2 separate regions of the Homo sapiens genome follow, and region 2 is linked to region 1. A link is an interaction called in ENCODE POLR2A ChIA-PET data of the cell type or tissue named here. Cell type or tissue: MCF 10A. All regions are shown on one strand. Links, peaks and the distances in the headings refer to the core of each region. The heading gives the core; the rest is flanking DNA.

The links. Peaks named below come from ENCODE experiments on the same cell type or tissue, not always from the same donor. Only the 100,000 strongest peaks of a DNase experiment are listed, where the experiment ranks them.
Region 2: POLR2A ChIA-PET joins it to region 1 with 11 read pairs; 18 of 35 experiments call an interaction of 5 or more read pairs at or near these places.

Annotation. Positions count from the first base shown.
Region 1 is chr10:73,883,691-73,892,017 of GRCh38, forward strand. LOC124902454 (a long non-coding RNA gene) reads right to left here and starts at 5,773. Exons shown (of 2, transcript XR_007062196.1): 1 at 5,537-5,773; 2 at 4,772-4,979. RefSeq lists enhancers at 2,455-2,564, 3,496-4,695, 3,859-4,577, 4,724-5,682, 5,139-5,218. In MCF 10A, for the core only: a CTCF peak has its summit at 2,571 (motif pointing right); DNase peaks (open chromatin) are centred at 2,581, 3,881, 4,211, 5,531 and 1 weaker place.
Region 2 is chr10:73,962,546-73,970,872 of GRCh38, forward strand. No RefSeq gene overlaps it. Among named protein-coding and RNA genes, the nearest start is that of VCL, 31 kb to the right of the region's middle. RefSeq lists enhancers at 1,554-5,424, 3,446-4,030, 4,031-4,616, 4,617-5,201 and silencers at 3,566-3,860, 5,746-6,040. In MCF 10A, for the core only: no CTCF peak of the experiment used is centred there; DNase peaks (open chromatin) are centred at 2,936, 3,726 and 7,196.

The DNA.
Region 1 (8,327 bases), core at 265-8,264:
TGGCTCTGACAGTGACGTGACTAGTTGCTGATGACCTAGGTTCAGAATCTTGGAGTCAATCTTGACTCATCCCTTATCTCGCTTAGAGGGCAGAGCTGGGTTTGAATTCTGGGACTGCTGCTTACTATTAATACTTGTGCGACCTGGGCAAGGTAACTAAGCTCCCTGAGCTTCATGTTCCTCATTGGTAAAATAAAGATGTTGTAACTTTCACTGTAGGGTTGTTATAATAATTTAATGATAGTATTTGTAGGTGAATGGTTCGATGCCTGATGCTAAATAAATGGTACTTGTTATCATTATCATCCTGTATATCATTAGGAACTGACACCTATATATTTTTCCCTTTACATGTCCTTGTATCCATCTCTTCTTTTTTATTTCCCTCCCACCATCCTGGACTAGGCCTTCCTCAGCCTCCCGAGTTTCTGCAGTAGCCCTCCTTCTAACTTTGCTGACCCATTTTATTCATTTTCCTCTTTCTTTTTCTCTTTCTTTCTCTACCTTTTTTTTATTTCCTCCCTCCCTCCCTCCTTTCCTTCCTTTCCTTCCTTTCTTTCCCTTTCTTCCCTTCCTTCCCTCCCTTCCTTCCTTCCCTATCTCTTTTTCTTCCTTTTTAAGAAATATTGGCCAAGTGCAGTGGCTCACACCTGTAATCCCAGCACTTTGAGAGGCCGAGGTGGGTGGATCACCTGAGGTCGGGAGTTCAAGACCAGCCTGACCAACACGGAGAAAACCTATGTCTACTAAAAATACAAAATTAGCCGGGCATGGTAGTGCATGCCTGTAATCCCAGTTACTCAGGAGGCTGAGGCAGGAGAATTGCTTGAACGCGGGAGGCGGAGGTTGCAGTGAGTCGAGATTGCGCCATTGCATTCCAGCTTGGGCAAGAAGAGCAAAACTCCGTCTTAAAAAAAAAAAAAGAAATATTAATGGGACATTGTCTCAGTGCTGGGGATATAGTAGTGAACAAGGCTGGTCGCGGTGGCTCACGCCTGTAATTCCAGCACTTTAGGAGGCTGAGGCAGGTGGATCACCTGAGGTCAGGAGTTCGAGACCACCCTGACCAATATGGTGAAACCCCGTCTCTATTAAAAATACAAAAATTAGCCGGGTATGGTGGCGTGCGCCTGCAGTCTTAGCTATTTGACTGAGACAGGAGAATTGATTGAACCCAGGAGGTGGAGGTTGCAGTGAGCAGAGATCACGCCAGTGCACTCCAGCCTGGGTGACAAAGCAATACTCTGTCTCAAAAAAAAAAAGGAGTGAACAAAAGAGGTGATGTCCCTGCCCTCAGGAAGCCACTTTGGGAGGCACTTGAGGTCCCAGCACTTGAGGTCAGGAGTTTGAGAGCAGCCTTGCCAACATGGTGAAACCCCATCTCTACTAAAGATACGAAAATTAGCAGCTGGGCACAGTGGCTTACGCCTATAATCCCAGCACTTTGGGAGGCCAAGGTGGAAGGATCACGAGGCCAAGAGATCGAGACCATCCTGGCCAACATGGTGAAACCTCATCTCTACTAAAAATACAAAAATTAGCCGGGCATGGTAGCGCATGCCTGTAATCCCAGTTACTTAGGAGGCTGAGGCAGGAGAATCACTTGAACCCGAGAGGCGGAGGTTGCAGTGAGCCGAGATTGCAACAATGCACTCCAGCCTGGGCAACAGAGCCAGACTCCGTCCCAAAAAACAACAACAACAAACACAAACAAACAAACACAAATAATAAATTTCTTCTTTTTTTTTTTTTTGAGACGGAGTCTCACTCTGTCGCCCAGGCTGGAGTGCAGCGGCGTGATCTCGGCTCACTGCAAGCTCTGCCTCCCGGGTTCATGCCATTTTCCTGCCTCAGCCTCCTGAGTAGCTGGGACTGCAGGCGCCCACCACCACGCCCGGCTAATTTTTTTGTATTTTTAGTAGAGATGGGGTTTCACTGTGTTAGCCAGAATGGTCTCTATCTCCTGACCTCTTGATCGCCCCACCTCGGCCTCCCAAAGTGCTGGGATTACAGGCGTGAGCCACTGCGCCCGGCCACAAATAATAAATTTCTTATGTTGAACATAGATTGCTTGAACAACAACAACAATAATGCCATATTTTCTCCCTACTATCTCATTTTAATCATCATAACAACCCTAAGGGTAAGTTTTGGTATTCTCATTTTACAGATGAGATTGCGCTGATTCTCTGAACTCACCCCTTGAAATGGTTGGCACCTAATTATGGGCTTGCTGTTTGCTTTCTTAAAATTTTGGTTTTAACTTCTCATTTAGATCATAGGTCCCTTAAAAGCAGAGCCCTAGTCTTCTCCTCCTTATATCTCCTTCTCCTCATATCTTGTGGCCAAGCACTGTGTGCTATACACAGTGAGTGCTTTTTAACGGGTCTGTCCGTTGGATGGATCCTGTTCTGATATGGGCCGCTTATATTGGTGGTGGTGCCATCTTGAATGCTTTCCACTCTGGGCCCAAGGATGGAGAACCTGGAGATGGTGCGGGCCACAGAAGTGAGGAGGCTAGGTCTCCACCCCAAACGGGCAGTGATTCTGCTTGTCCACTAGAGGCCGCCTTAGACCCAGTTTTAGAGAGCCGGAGAGCTACCAGATTACTCAGCCCACTCCACCCCAGGGGTCATTTCCAGCACCAAGTCTGTCTTAGAACCCAAGGCCCCACAGTCCATTATTGGTGCCTCCAGCTATGGTTTCTTCCAGTAGATCACTAGATCTCAGACATGGAATGAGCTCCAGAATAAAAGTTGCTGATGCCAGCTAGATAACAGGAGTGTTCTGGCAGGTTCCAGGTGCCCCTCAATGAGCCAAATCAACAAATGTATATGGGGCACCCAACTGAGCACCTTCTGTGTACTAGGCAGGGTGCTATACTCTGGGACTAGTTTGGTGAACAAGACCTCCCTTCTCTACTCTCCCAGCTCTTATGATCTAATGAGGTACACAGACAAATCTAAAATCAATGCATTGTGTGATAAACTGCTGACATGATTTCTCCTCCAGGGTTAGTTCTCTCTATGTCTCATTTCACTGTGAATTATCCCATGAGACACCTACTTGCTTTAGGGCAAGGAAGTAAGGCCAGAAGCAGAGAAAAGAAAATCATCCACATTTGGAGAATCACTGCAGAACCCCTCCTTTCAGGAGGTATAAGGATCTCCAGTGTCTTCTGGTAGATCTGAGGGCATCTGGGGCTGGAGTGGGTGCTGGGGACAAGGAAGTACCAGGCCACCTCGACACAGCCTTCCTGCTCTTCCTTCTCCAGGTGGCCTGGGAGCTTTGCTTGGGAAGTGAAGCAGATTCCCCAGACTTTGGGTTGTGATCTGCCTGCTTACTTTCTCACTGATTTATCTTTGCCTCTTTTTGTTTATTTATTTCTTCCTTTTTCTCAGATTATCTGTCAGTCAACATGTTTGTCAAATGAATGTGATATTCAGGGCACTCTTTTTCACTCAGAAGCATGAGGTCAAGGAAGTCACAACAGAGTTGGGGAGATAAGATACAGAGGGATAGAGACAGACTCCCGTGCAGTGCCGCATTTTTCTAAGTGCAAGTTGTGGCTGCCCGTGGCCATTTCCAGGGATAGATCCCTGGGGTCTGAGGGAGTCCGGGAAGGCTTCCTTCCTGGAGGAGCTCTCAGCCTGCCCAGTGGTGAGTTTCTGTGTGCGGGTGTTTTCAGAAAAGACAGAGAAGAGTGAAACATCCCCTCCACCCAGTTGTTCATTCCGCTGTGCCTGGACAAGGGTCTCAGAGGCCCCAGTGCTCCACATTCCTGAGAAGCAGCTTCTGAGTCAGAGCCCCAGAAACAGCTGAGGCGGCTTCAGGCTGGAGTCTTGGCTCTGTTTTCCTCCATTCTGTCCAAAAGCAACTCCCTCCGTAGCTATTTGGATGTGACCAGAAACCCAAGCAGGGCCCTGGGGTGGGAGCCTGGCTCAGCCAAAGTCTATAAAATGGATTTGTTCCCTGCATTCCCTCCAGGGCTGCAGCCGTCAGGTAAAGGTGGGTGCCCAGTGACACCTGTGCCAGAAAGCCCAAGGGGCAGGGGAGACTCACCCTGTGCCTACAAGTTACAGCCCCCAATGCAGCTATTATTGGGTTGCCTCCGGGAAGGGGGTCGTAATTAGGATTTGGCTTAAGTTAAGACAGCAGCATTCCCTGGGCAATCTGCCAGCACCTCCTCACTGCCTGGGCGTGGGGCCCAGGACATGCCAGGGCAATGCCAGAGAGCTGACTCAGGGGGCGGCATTAGGGGAACAGAAAAACCCTTCCCACCCGCCAGCCAAGAGAGGAGATGAAGCTGCCTGGGGGCCCGCTGTGATGGCCCTGCATGCCCAGACCACTAGCAGGCTGTGTATGGGGTCACTTCTCAGGCCACAGAGCCATGAAGCCCCATATTTCCTGGGGCCATCAGCAGAAGGCCAGGGCTCCCCATTCATTCTCTGAGTTCCTTTCTTCCTGCAAAGACCTCTAGCTATGCAGGTCTAGGTTCCCCAAACCCCTTTCTACATTGATGCAGGCCCTGCCATTGCCACTTTCTTAAGACTGTGACCTTGGGCAAGTCACTTACCTGGGTGAGACTTAGATTCCTTATATTTAAGATGCGATGAAGAATATCTGCTTGCCTCATAGGGCTGCAGTAAGGATCAAATGAGATAATGTCTATGAAGGTATCTTGTATATTATAAAGCACATTTATAATAAGGGTATTATTGTTGTCATCATTATTCCTGAGACAGAAATTATAGCCTCTGGCTCCTGAAGCTCAAAGTCCTCCTCTTTGCCTCCTTTATTCTGACAAGTTGCTCTGAAACCCAATGCCATAATCTTAAACCAGTCTTGAGCCTCGGAAGCATTGACACCCGCTCTTCTGCCTGGTGCTATGGTGCCAGCTCCGGGAAGCAACCCCCATCACCCTAGCTCTGTTAAACCGGTTCTTTCTCTTCTAATCAGACTCCTCCAGTCCAGTTTGCCTGCAATGATGACAAAGAAACCTAAAATAGCACAGGCTCTGCAAACACTGCTAGAAACTGAGCTTGGGGCATAAGGTGCTGTCTGTCACCCATGGGCCCGTCTGGGCATCCCAGCCAGGTGCAGCCCTCTGCCCTCCAGGGTCTGGCCTATCTTCCTTTATGCAGCCCCAGGATGACAGTTCCTCCTGTCAGCACTTTGTGTGGCTGAATTGGATGACTACCTAGAAAGCTGGCTTGGCTAGAGGTGCCAGAGGAGGGGGCTTACTGCTCCCTCGACCAGGTCCTCACCCCTGCGCTCTTGGGAACTTCCCTCGTGCCAAGAGGCCAGGTGAGCTGAGCTAATATCACAGGGAACAGCAGCTGCAACTGTGGCCCCAGGGAAGGTTGTGGACTGGGTACCGGAAAACCCTGATTCTGAGGACCCTGTGACGAGCAGGCCCTGGCTTGTCATTGTGACTACAGAACCAGTTTAGTGTGCAGCTGCTGGAGTGCCTGCCTGTGGGCCACTGGGCCTAGCTAGGCTCTGGGATTTCCCATGGGGCCTTCATATGACTTACCCTGGTGGGTGTGGTGGCTGCCAAGGCCTGATTCAAATGAGGAAGCTTGCAGCAGGGAGCCACGGGCATTTCTTGCCGCTCTAGCAGAACACTCATCATTGCCTAGTCCTTCTCTAATTGACCCGATGTTAAGTCGCCATTTGCATGTGGCACGAGTCTCTACCTTTAGAACTTTCTCATCCAGCTCTTTTGTTTTCTTTTCTTTCCTTCTTTCTTTCTCTTTTTCTTTTCTTTTCCTTTCCTTCCCTTCCCTTCCCTCCCCTTCCCTTCCCCTCCCCTCCCCTCCCTTCTCCTCCCCTTCCCTCCCTTCTCCTCCCCTTCCCTTCCCTTCCCTTCCCTTCCCTTTTCTTTGTCTCATCATCTCCCTCTGTCGCCCCAACTGGAATGCAGTGGCGTGATCTTGGCTCACTGCAACCTCCACTTCCCAGGCCCAAGTGATTCTTGTGATTCTCCTCAGCCTCCTGAGGAGCTGGGATTACAGGCACACGCCACCATGCCTGACTAATTTTTTGTATTTTTAGTAGAGACAGGGTTTCACCATGTTGGCCAGGCTGGTCTTGAACTCCTGACCTCAAATGATCCTCCTGCTTTGTCCTCCCAAAGTGCTGGGATTACAGATGTGAGCCACCACGCCTGGCCTCATCCAGCTCTTTCTTTTTTTTTTTTTTTTTTTTGAGACAGAGTCTCACTCTGTTGCCCAGGCTGGAGTGCAGTGGCCTGATGATCTTGGCTCACTGCAATCTCCTTCTCCCAGGCTCAAGCGATTCTCATGCTTCAGCCTCTTGAGTAGCTAGGACTACAGGTGCCTACCACCACACCCAGCTAATATTTGTATTTTTTGGTAAAAGCGGCCAGGCTGGTCTTGAACTCCTGACCTCAGATGATCCACCCACCTCGGGCTCCCAAATTGCTGGGATTACTGGTGTGAGCCACCGCACCTGGCCATCCTCCAGCTTTTTCTAAAACACCTTCTTTAGTACGTGTGTTCCTTTGCTGGGTGGTTACTATAAGAAAGACAGATGAAGTATTAGCTTATGTCAGAATCCCAAACTGATGGTCTGTTGGTCAAATGTAGACCCCAGACCTGATTTTGTTAACATGTACTGTTTTAATTGGGAAAATTTAACATTAAAAAATCCAGGTTTCAGCTGGGCATAGTGGCTCATACCTGCACTTCCAGCACTTTGGGAGGCCGAGGCAGAAATATCGCTTGAGGTGAGGAGTTCAAGACCAGCCTGGGCAACATAGCAAGACCCCACCTCTACCAAAAAAAAAAAAATTAGCCAAGTGCAGTAGTGCGTGCCTATAATTCTAGCTACTTGGGAGGAGCATCCCTTGAGCCAGGAAGTCGAGGCTGCAGTGAGCTGTGATTGTGCCACTACACTCCAGCCTTCGTGACAGAATGAGACCCTGTCTCTAACAAAACCAAAATCAAAACAAAACAAACCCAGATTTCAAATATCTTAACATTTGGTGTCCTTAGGTTGATTTTTCTCAGAAGCAGACCCTGCTACAAGGCTTCAGTACCAAGTAGTTTATTTGGGAGGGGGGTTCAGTACCAAGTAGTTTATTTGGGAGTTAATTCCAGGAAACTGCAGTAAGGGAGTGGGGAAGTGAGACAGAGAAAGAAAGTGGGAGCTGGGTGCAGAGGTTCATGCCTGTAATTCGAGCACTTTGAGAGGCCAAGGCAGGAGGCTCGCTTGAGCCCAGAAGTTTGAGACAAGCTGGGCAACATAGTGAGACCCTGTCTCTACAAAAACATTTAAAAATTAGCTGGGCGTGGTAGCACATGCTTGTAGTTCCAGCTACTTGGGAGGCTGAGGTAGGAGAATTGCTTGAGCCTGGGAGCTGTGATTGCACCACTGCACTCCAGCCTGGGCAACAGAGTGAGAATGTGCCTCAAAAAAAAAAAAAAAAAAAAAAGGCCAAGTGCAGTGGCTCACTCCTGTAATCCCAGCACTTTGGGAGACCAAGGTGGGCAGATCATTTGAGGTCAGGAGTTTGAGAGCAGCCCGGCCAACATGGCAAAACACTGTGTCTACAAAAAATACAAAAATTAGCCAGGCCTGGTGACGGGCACCTGTAATCCCAGCTACTTCGGAGGCTGAGACAGGAGAATCGCTCGAATCTGGGAGACGGAGGTGGCAGCGAGCTGAGATCACGCCACTGCACTCCAGTCTGGATGACAGAGCAAGACTCCGTCTGAAGAAAAAAAAAATTACAGAAAGGAATTGAGACAGTCAATAAGGGTGAGGTTTCAAGGAAGGAGTATATGGGCAGCTGGAGCTTAATTTTCCTGGAGAACTCTGGGAAAAGTGTCCAACATGTATCTCAAAGTTTTCTCACCTGAGAGGCAAGGGCATTAGGGTATTTATCCACCAAACTCATCAGTCACTGGTTGGGCGCTGATGTGGTGTAGGGGAGGAAGGGTAATGGCAGTGGTAACTCCTGGGGAACTTCCAGCCTACTGTGCAGGAGGGAAGAGTGGGCTCCAGAGGCCAGAGGAAGCTGGCACTGACAGGATCTGCTACAATACAGAAGACCTAGCAAAACTGGTCTTCAGCTCCCACGTGGCAATAATCAGTGAAAGCTGAGCAGCAGTTGCTCCTTTAGGAAAGTCAAGAACTGCACTCAGCCTGCTTCCCTCTTTATATTACCTGTACAGCTTCGTGGGTGCTCACGTTCACGACTCCTGGTTTATGTCTGTGTGTAGTCTACTCCACTACAGCTCTGAATCCCACTGTCTCTGTTTCCAATAGTTTGTTTCCTATTCTTCTATGCATTACATGAT
Region 2 (8,327 bases), core at 120-8,119, 79 kb after region 1:
CCATTGAATCCAGGTTTTGCTACAGTAACTTCGCTCCCCCAACTCCCAGAATACACATATACAACCTGGCCTGTGTCCATCTTTGTCCCCAAAGCTTCCCTCCTCATCAGCAGCCATGAGAAAGACAGGATTATAAATGCACCAAGGGCTTTAAATGGGACTACAGTAGTAGGATCAGTTTTGCTCTCTGAGTGATGGCATGCCTGTGTCTTCTAGGCTCACTGGGGCAAGTGGTTCTTTACTTGGCTCCAGCACCAGCACCATCTGGAGGGGCAAAAGAACCCACAACGCTTTTTTTTATTTTTTTTTTTTTGAGACGGAGTCTCGCTCTTTCGCCCAGGCCAGAGTGCAGTGGCGTGATCTCGGCTCACTGCAAGCTCCGCCTCCCGGGTTCACGCCATTCTCCTGCCTCAGCCTCCCAAGTAGCTGGGACTACAGGCGCCCACCACCTCGCCCGGCTAATTTTTTGTATTTTTAGTAGAGACGGGGTTTCACCGTGTTAACCAGGATGGTCTCGATCTCCTGACCTCGTGATCCGCCCGCCTCGGCCTCCCAAAGTGCTGGGATTACAGGCATGAGCCACCGCGCCCGGCTTTTTTTTTTTTTTTTTTTTTTTTTTTTTTTGAGACAGAGTCTCACTTTGTTGCCCAGGCTGGAGTGCAGTGACACCATTTGGGCTCATTGCAACCTCCACCTCCCGGGTTCAAGCGATTCTCATGCCTCAGCCTCCCAAGTAGCTGGGATTACAGGCATGTGCCACCACACCTGGCTAATTTTTGTTTTTTGTTTGTTTGTTTTGTTTTGTTTTGCTTTTTTGAGATGGTGTTTCACTCTTGTCGCCCAGGCTGGAGTGCAATGGTGCGATCTTGGCTCACTGCAACCTCCGCCTCCCAGGTTCAAGCGATTCTCCTGCCTCGATCTGCCAAGTAGCTGGGATTACAGGCATGTGCCACCACGCCCTGCTAATTTTGTATTTTTAGTAGAGACAGGGTTTCTCCATGTTGGTCAGGCTGGTCTGGAATTCCCGACCTCAGGCGATCCGCCCGCCTCGGCCTCCCAAAGTGATGGGATTACAGGTGTGAGCCACTGCGCCCAACCAATTTTTGTATTTTTAGTAGAGTTGGGGTTTCGCCATGTTGGCCAGGCTGGTTTCGAATTCCCGACCTCAGGTGATCCGCCCACCTTGGCCTCCCACAATACTCCCAGAGTACTGTGAGCCATCGTGTCCAGCCTTGCAACTCTTAAATATGCTCGTGGGAGCAGAAGCTATGCTCCCTGACAGAAGAACCTGTCCCTCACAATGCAATTGGAGAGAATTTATTGAGTGCTTACTGTGTGCTTGGGATGGTGCATCCAGCAAAACACCTGAGCCTCTTGGAGACCAGGAGAGTGGACTCAGTCCCAAGTGCAGATTCCTTGAGCTAGAGCTTTTAAAGGAGAGGAGAAATCGGATAAATTGCACTGGACAATTCATTCACTCTCTTTCTGGAGGTTTAACCAACCCTAGATTTTATTCTACTGAAATCAGGATAAAACCAGGCATATGTGTATAAAGAGAGGTCTGGAAGCATGATAACAATGATTATCTTTAAGTAGTGGGTTGCAGTTGATATTTTTCTATTTCTTGTACCTCTCAAGGCAGCACATGTAGCTGACGCACACAACCTTTGGAGAGCAACCACCTGGGTTTATTTTTTATTTTTATTTTTTATTGAGATGCAGTCTTGCTCTGTCACCCAGGCTGGAGTACAGTGGCATGATTTCAGCTCACTGCAACCTCCACCTCCTGGGTTCAAGCAACTCTCCCACCTCAGCCTCCTGAGTAGCGGAGATTACAGGCGCCCACGACCCGCCTGGCTAATTTTTTTGTATTTTTAGTAGAGACAGGGTTTCACCATGTTGGCCAGGTTGGTCTTAAACTCCTGACCTCGAGTGATCTGCCCGCCTTGGCCTCCCAAAGTGCTGGGATTACAGGCGTGAGCCACGGCGCCCAGCCTACCACCTGGGTTTAAATCTCAGCTTTGCATGTACTAGCTGTGTGGTCTTGGGCAACTTACTTCACTTGTATGAATTTTAATGTTCTTACCTGTAAATAAGGATGATAATATACTTACTTCATAGGGATATTGAGAAGTTTGAATTAAACTATGCATTTTTTTTTAAGAGTTAGGGTCTGGCTCTGTCACCCAGGCTTGAGTGGTGTGCCCCGTCATAGCTCACTGCAGTCTTGAATTCCTGGGTTCAAGCAATCCTCCTGCTTCATCCTCTTCAGTAGCTGGGACTATAGACATGTGCCACTATGCCTGGCAAATTTTTTCTGCTTTTTGTAGGGATGGGGTCTCACTATGTCGCCCAGACTTGTCTCAACCTTCTAGCCTAAAGCCATCCTCTTGCCTTGGCCTGCCAAAGCTTTGGGATTATAGACATATGCCATGGCCCCTGGCCAAAATGATGCACATTAAGTGCTTTAGTATGGTGTCTGATGCAAAGAAAATGCTTTAAATGGGAATGATTATTATTATATTTTTATATCATTGGGTTGTTTTTCTTTTCTTTTCTTTTTGAGATGGAGTTTTGTTCTTGTTGCTCAGGCTGGAGTGCAATGGAGCAATCTCGGCTCAACGCAACCTCCACCTCTGGGATTCAAGTGATTCTCCTGCCTTGCCTCCCAAGTAGCTGGGATTACGGACATGCGCCATCACGCCCTGCTAATTTTGTATTTTTAGTAGGGACGGGGTTTCTCCATGTTGGTCAGGCTGGTCTCGAACTCCCGAACTCAGGTGATCCGCCGCCTTGGCCTCCTAAAGTGCTGGGATTACAGGCATGAGCCACTGAGCCCAGCCTTTTTTTTTTATTTTTATTTGAGACAGAGTCTCACTCTGTGGCCCAGGCTGGAGTGCAGTGGGACAATCGTGACTCACTGCAACCTCTGCCTCCTGGGTTCAAGCAGTTCTTCCTGCCCCACCCTCCAGAGTAGCTGGGATTATAGGCAACTGCACCACCATGCCCAGCTAATTTTTTTATTTTTAGTAGACACGGGGTTTCACCATGTTGGCCAGGCTAGTCTCGAACTCCTGACCTCAGGTGATCCACCGGCCTCAGCCTCCCAAAGTGCTGGGATTACAGACATGAGCCACTGTGCCCAGCCCCAATAAAGGTTTTTTAAGGAGAAGAAGCACAAGGACGGCACAGAAGGGAAGAGAGTTTGCGGGGGTGGAGGGGCTCAGCCATAGCAGGAGGGGGAGGTGGAATACTGCCCCCTCCCTCCTGGTTCAGACACAAGAAAAATGACCCCAATCGCTGTGTTCTGGGACAGCTCTATTTCTTAGAGAATCCTGGGGCACCCTGGCTACCAGGAGGTTTCTCACCTGGTTCAGGGTGACCCAGCTAGCCCAGCACAAGGCTTGTATCATCTCGTCCAATTCAGAAGTGCTGTGCCTGTGAGTACTGCTCTAAACGCCTCTAAAGGTCAGTCCCTCTTTGGCCCCTGATGCTGGGGATACGTTTTACTTTCAATCAGACATTCACTACCATGACATAATCAAGCTAACTCTAGAAAAGTGCCTTGGGATGTTGGCCTCCCTTCCCTTCCCTGCAGTTGTTCCTTCTCCTTTAAGTGGCTGCTGGCTCTGGCCCTCCCCGCACACACCACAGGTTTTGCCTTTTGTCACACTGAGCATGCCTCCTGCACCCTTGCTGGGGCACAGATTCTCCCATATTTGGGAGTAAGCCGGAGACTCGGCGGCATGTGGGTTTCTGTTTAAAATTCCAAAGCCAGCAGGGCGTATATTATCCATTTCCTCAAATCCAACATGTTGTAAAGCATGAGTCAGAGTCGGATAAGCTTCTTCCCAGGGGAAGTTGTGTCAGTTGGTTAGCGAATGTAATTAAACACAGATAATGTTCACTGGCATTAGCTGCAGATTAATGCAGAAGAAAACAAAATATCCATCTTGATTTTGCAATATTCCTGCCAAGATAACACAACTTCTCCAAGTTTCCCTGATCAGAGAAAGCAGCCTAACTTTCAAGCAATTTGAGGGGCACAGGAAGCCCATTCAATCAACACTCTCCTTCCCACAGAAATGAAGAATGCAGGCCGGGCGCAGTAGCTCATGCCTGTAATCCCAGCACTTTGGGAAGCCGAGGCGGGTGGATCTCCTGAGGTCGGGAGTTCGAGATCAGCCTGACCAATATGGTGAAATCCCATCTCTACTAAAAATACAAAAATTCGCTGGGCTGTGGTGGTACTCAGGAGGCTGAGGTGGGAGAATCGTTTGAACCCAGGAGGCATACGTTTCAGTGAGCCGAGATCGCACCACTACACTCCAGCCTGGGTGACAGAGGGAGACCCCATCTCAAAAAAAAAGAAAAAAGAAATGAGGAATGCAGATTTTAGGACCTTTCACGGGGAAGCACATATATTCAAATTATTCTTAAGGTATTTTTGTGGGGAAGGGGGTTACATGTTAGCTAATATCAATAAGAGTTATTTTATCTGATTTAATTCATCATCATCACCCGGGGCCAGGTGGTGACAGCAGACTTCAGGTATGGAGGGTATTAGGCTTCTTATGCTTTGCATACCAATGGGGCTTTTAGGGGTTCGCTCCAGGACCCAGGAAGGGCTGAGCTCTGGAAGGGCTGAGGGAGCAAAAGGACCAAGAGGGAAGTCAGGGTGGGTCTAGAGGGCACTGGAAACCCATGTGTTCTTTTGCATACCCAAGCCTAGAGAAGCCCTTTCCACAATCATGGAAATCACAAAATAGAATGCCCATACTGGGAAGGGGCCAGGCGTGGTGACTCATACCTGTAATCCCAGCATTTTGGGAGGCCAAGGCAGGCGGGTTGCCTGAGCTCAGGGTTTGAGACCAGCCTGGGCAACATGGTGAAACCCCATCTCTACTAAAAAAAAAAAAAAAAATACAAAAATTAGGCAAGTATGGTGGTGCACGCTTGAATCCCAGCTCCTCGGAGGCTGAGGCAGGAGAATCGCATGAACCTAGGAGGCAGAGGTTGGAGTAAGCCGAGATTGCACCACTACACTCCAGCCTGGGTGAGACTCCGTTTCAAAAATAAAAAGAATGCCCCAATACAGGGAAGGCCGTTGGAGGTCATTTAGTCAACTCCTCTTCAGACACCAGCACACTGAGGCCCAGAGAGGTTAAGTCATTTGCCCAAGTTCACCCTGCAAGGGGAGAGTTGAGACTTAAGTTTTCTCTTTTCATCTTTCTAACAAGCTGCTGCTGGTCACAGTTTCCAAGAGTGACAGGAGCGGACACTCAGGTCGATCCCACTGGCCCACCCTGCAAATACCTACTTGGTCTTGTATTTTCAAATGTAACCTCTCCTCAGGGTATTAAAAGCAATGCTAAATCATACCCAAGGAAGTATACTGTCCTGCCACTCAGGCCTCTTCCAACTTCAATGATATGAACAATCTAAAAATGTGTATTTTCTTAACTCTAGTAAAAAGTGTGCTAAATTCCATATAACTGAGATTCAAAGCTTATTGCTAACTAGAACAGCTTCTGGGGTTAAAGAAAAAGGAATTCGTGAATGTTCTTTTAACTCTCTGAGCATTGCCCTGCCCCCACCACCTTCCACTTGAAGGGAAGTAGCTAGGAATATACCGGATCTTTTTGGTGTTTGGCTGGGTTTTAGTGTTTTCGAGTGCCCCTTCTGATGTAGGTCAAGGCATTTTGTTTATCTTAAATGTGAGATTGTATTCTTTCTGCCCAAATAGGATGGAAAAGACTTTTCCAAATAAGGAAGTTTTGCCAGAGTGTGTGTGGCCCAGTTAGCAACTGTTGCCGCCGTCCTCACTTAGGGGAGTACAGTAGCTCCACTAAGCTGGAAAGCATTTAGGGACTTATTAGCACTTCTGCACAGCCAAACCACTGAGGGGCGGGGGTGCTGCCAGCAAGTGGTTGTGACAACCAGGGACATGAAAAAAATGTGTAGAAAAGACAAAGTTTGGCTTTTGCATACACCCCTACCCTCTCTACCTCCTTCCCAGCCCGAGTTGGCTCTCAACTCAGGATAGAAGGAGGATGCTCTGATTCTCTAGAATTAAGTAAATTTAGGGTAAAATCCCAGCACTACACATACAATCTGCTAAATGGCCTTCAGTAAGTTACTTTTTGAGCCTTTTCCTTTCTTTCTGAGTAAAAATAATAGTGCTTAGCTCATGTAGTTGTTATGAGGAGTAAATAACCTAATCAAAGTAATGCATGTAGCACATTCTAGATTGACCCTAAAATTACTCCTTTCCTATCCTTTTTCAGTACCTTCTCCACTATCAGAACCCCTTAGTTTGTGCTGATTGTACTTAAACAGAGATTAAGAGGAACAGGAAAGCTTGTATTAATTTATGCTCAGAGGCCAGGTGCAGTGGCCCACGCCTGTAATTCCAGCACTTTGGGAGGCTGAGGCGGGCGGATCACCTGAGGTCAAGAGTTCAAGACCAGCCGGGCCAACATGGTGAAACCCCGTCTTTACTAAAAATACAAAAAATTAGCTGGTCGTGGTGGCGGGTGCCTGTAATCCCAGCTACTTGGGAGGCTGAAGCAGGAGAATCACTTGAACCTGGGAGGCGGAGGTTGCAGTGAACCAAGATCAAGCCGTTGCACTCTAGCCTGGGCAACAAGAGTGAAACTCCATCTCAAAAAAAGAAAAAAAAAAAAGAAAAGAAAACTAATTTATGCTTAGGTGTGAGTGACTAAAATAAGACATTTATTGGCCCATCTGCACTTGTAACTGCTGTGAACAGGGATGCTGTTTCAAGTGAAATGGAAAACTTTGTTGCAACATGGAGGGGTAATGGACTAAATGTTTATGTTTCCTCACAATTCATCTGTCAAAGCCCTAACCCCCATTGTGATGGTATTTGGTTGGAGATGAGGCTTTTTGGTGGTAATTAGGTTTAGATGAGGTCATGAAGATAGGGCTCCCATGATGAGATTAGTGTCCTTATAAGAAGAGGAACAGAGAACAGAGCTTGCTCCCTGGCAGTCGCTCCCTCCAGCCCACAACATGTGAGGATACATCGAGAAGGTGGATGTCTGTAAGAGGCAAGGAAGAGAGCCCTCACCGGGGAACTGAATTAGCCAACACCTTGATGGTGGAGTTCCCCACCTCTAGAAGTATGATAAATAAGTTCCTATTGCTTAAGCCACCCAGTCTTTGGTATTGTGTTATGGCAGGCAGCCAGGGACTGCATAGGTCTACGACGAGAGGACATATTGCAGTCTCCTTTCATTTATACCACTGTGCCTAAGTCCATCTACCCCTGAGGCCTACACAGTCACTTACGGTGAGAAGAGGCAAGTGTGCCATAAGAGGCTAAAGGAATCTGGAAACTTGATAAGCAGAATTACTCTTTTTCTTTCTAGACAGAATACTAATAGTCTTATTTTTTAAAACTGTGGAAAAACACATACTCTTTTAGATTGCTAAATTTGGATTGTGATATAGAGAGAAACTTTGACTTTGACAGAAGTTTCTTACCTGAACAGCAAAAGCCTGTTCCCAAGTCCATAGCCAAATGGAACATCAATTAACCCCAGACCAAGTAAATGTTATAAGTAGCCTTGATGTAAAATGGTGCAGCCATTTTTGAAAACAGTCTGACAGTTCTTCAAAAGGTTAAATGTAGAGTTACCATGTAACTCAACAATTCTACTCCTACATATATACCCAAAGGAAATGAAAACATGTCCACACGAAAATTTTCACACAAATGTTTATACCAGCCTTATTAACAATAGCCAAAAAATGGAAACATCCAACTAAATGCCCATCAACTGATGAACAGATAAACAAAATGTGATCCATCCCTACAATGGAATATTATTCAGTCTTTTTTTTTTTCTTTTTGAGATGGAGTCTCACTCTGTTGCCTAGGTGCAATGGTGCGATCTTGGCTCATTGCAACCTCCGCCTCCTGGGTTCAAGTGATTCTCCTGCCTGAGCCTCCTGAGTAGTTGGGATTACAGGCACGTGCCACCATGCCCGGCTAATTTTTGTATTTTTAGTAGAGATGGGGTTTCACCATGTTGGTTAGGCTGGTCTCGAACTCCTGACCTCATGATCTGCCCACTTTGGCCTCCCAAAGTGCTGGGATTACAGGCGTGAGCCACTACGCCTAGCCTTTATTCAGTCTTAAGATGGATGAGTACTGATTACATGCTACAACATGGACAATCCTTGAAAACTTCATGCTAAGTGAAAGAAGTCTGGCACAAAAAGCCACTTAGCATATAATGCCATGTATACGAAATGTCCAGAATAGGTAAATTCAAAGACACAGAAAATAGATTAGTGAC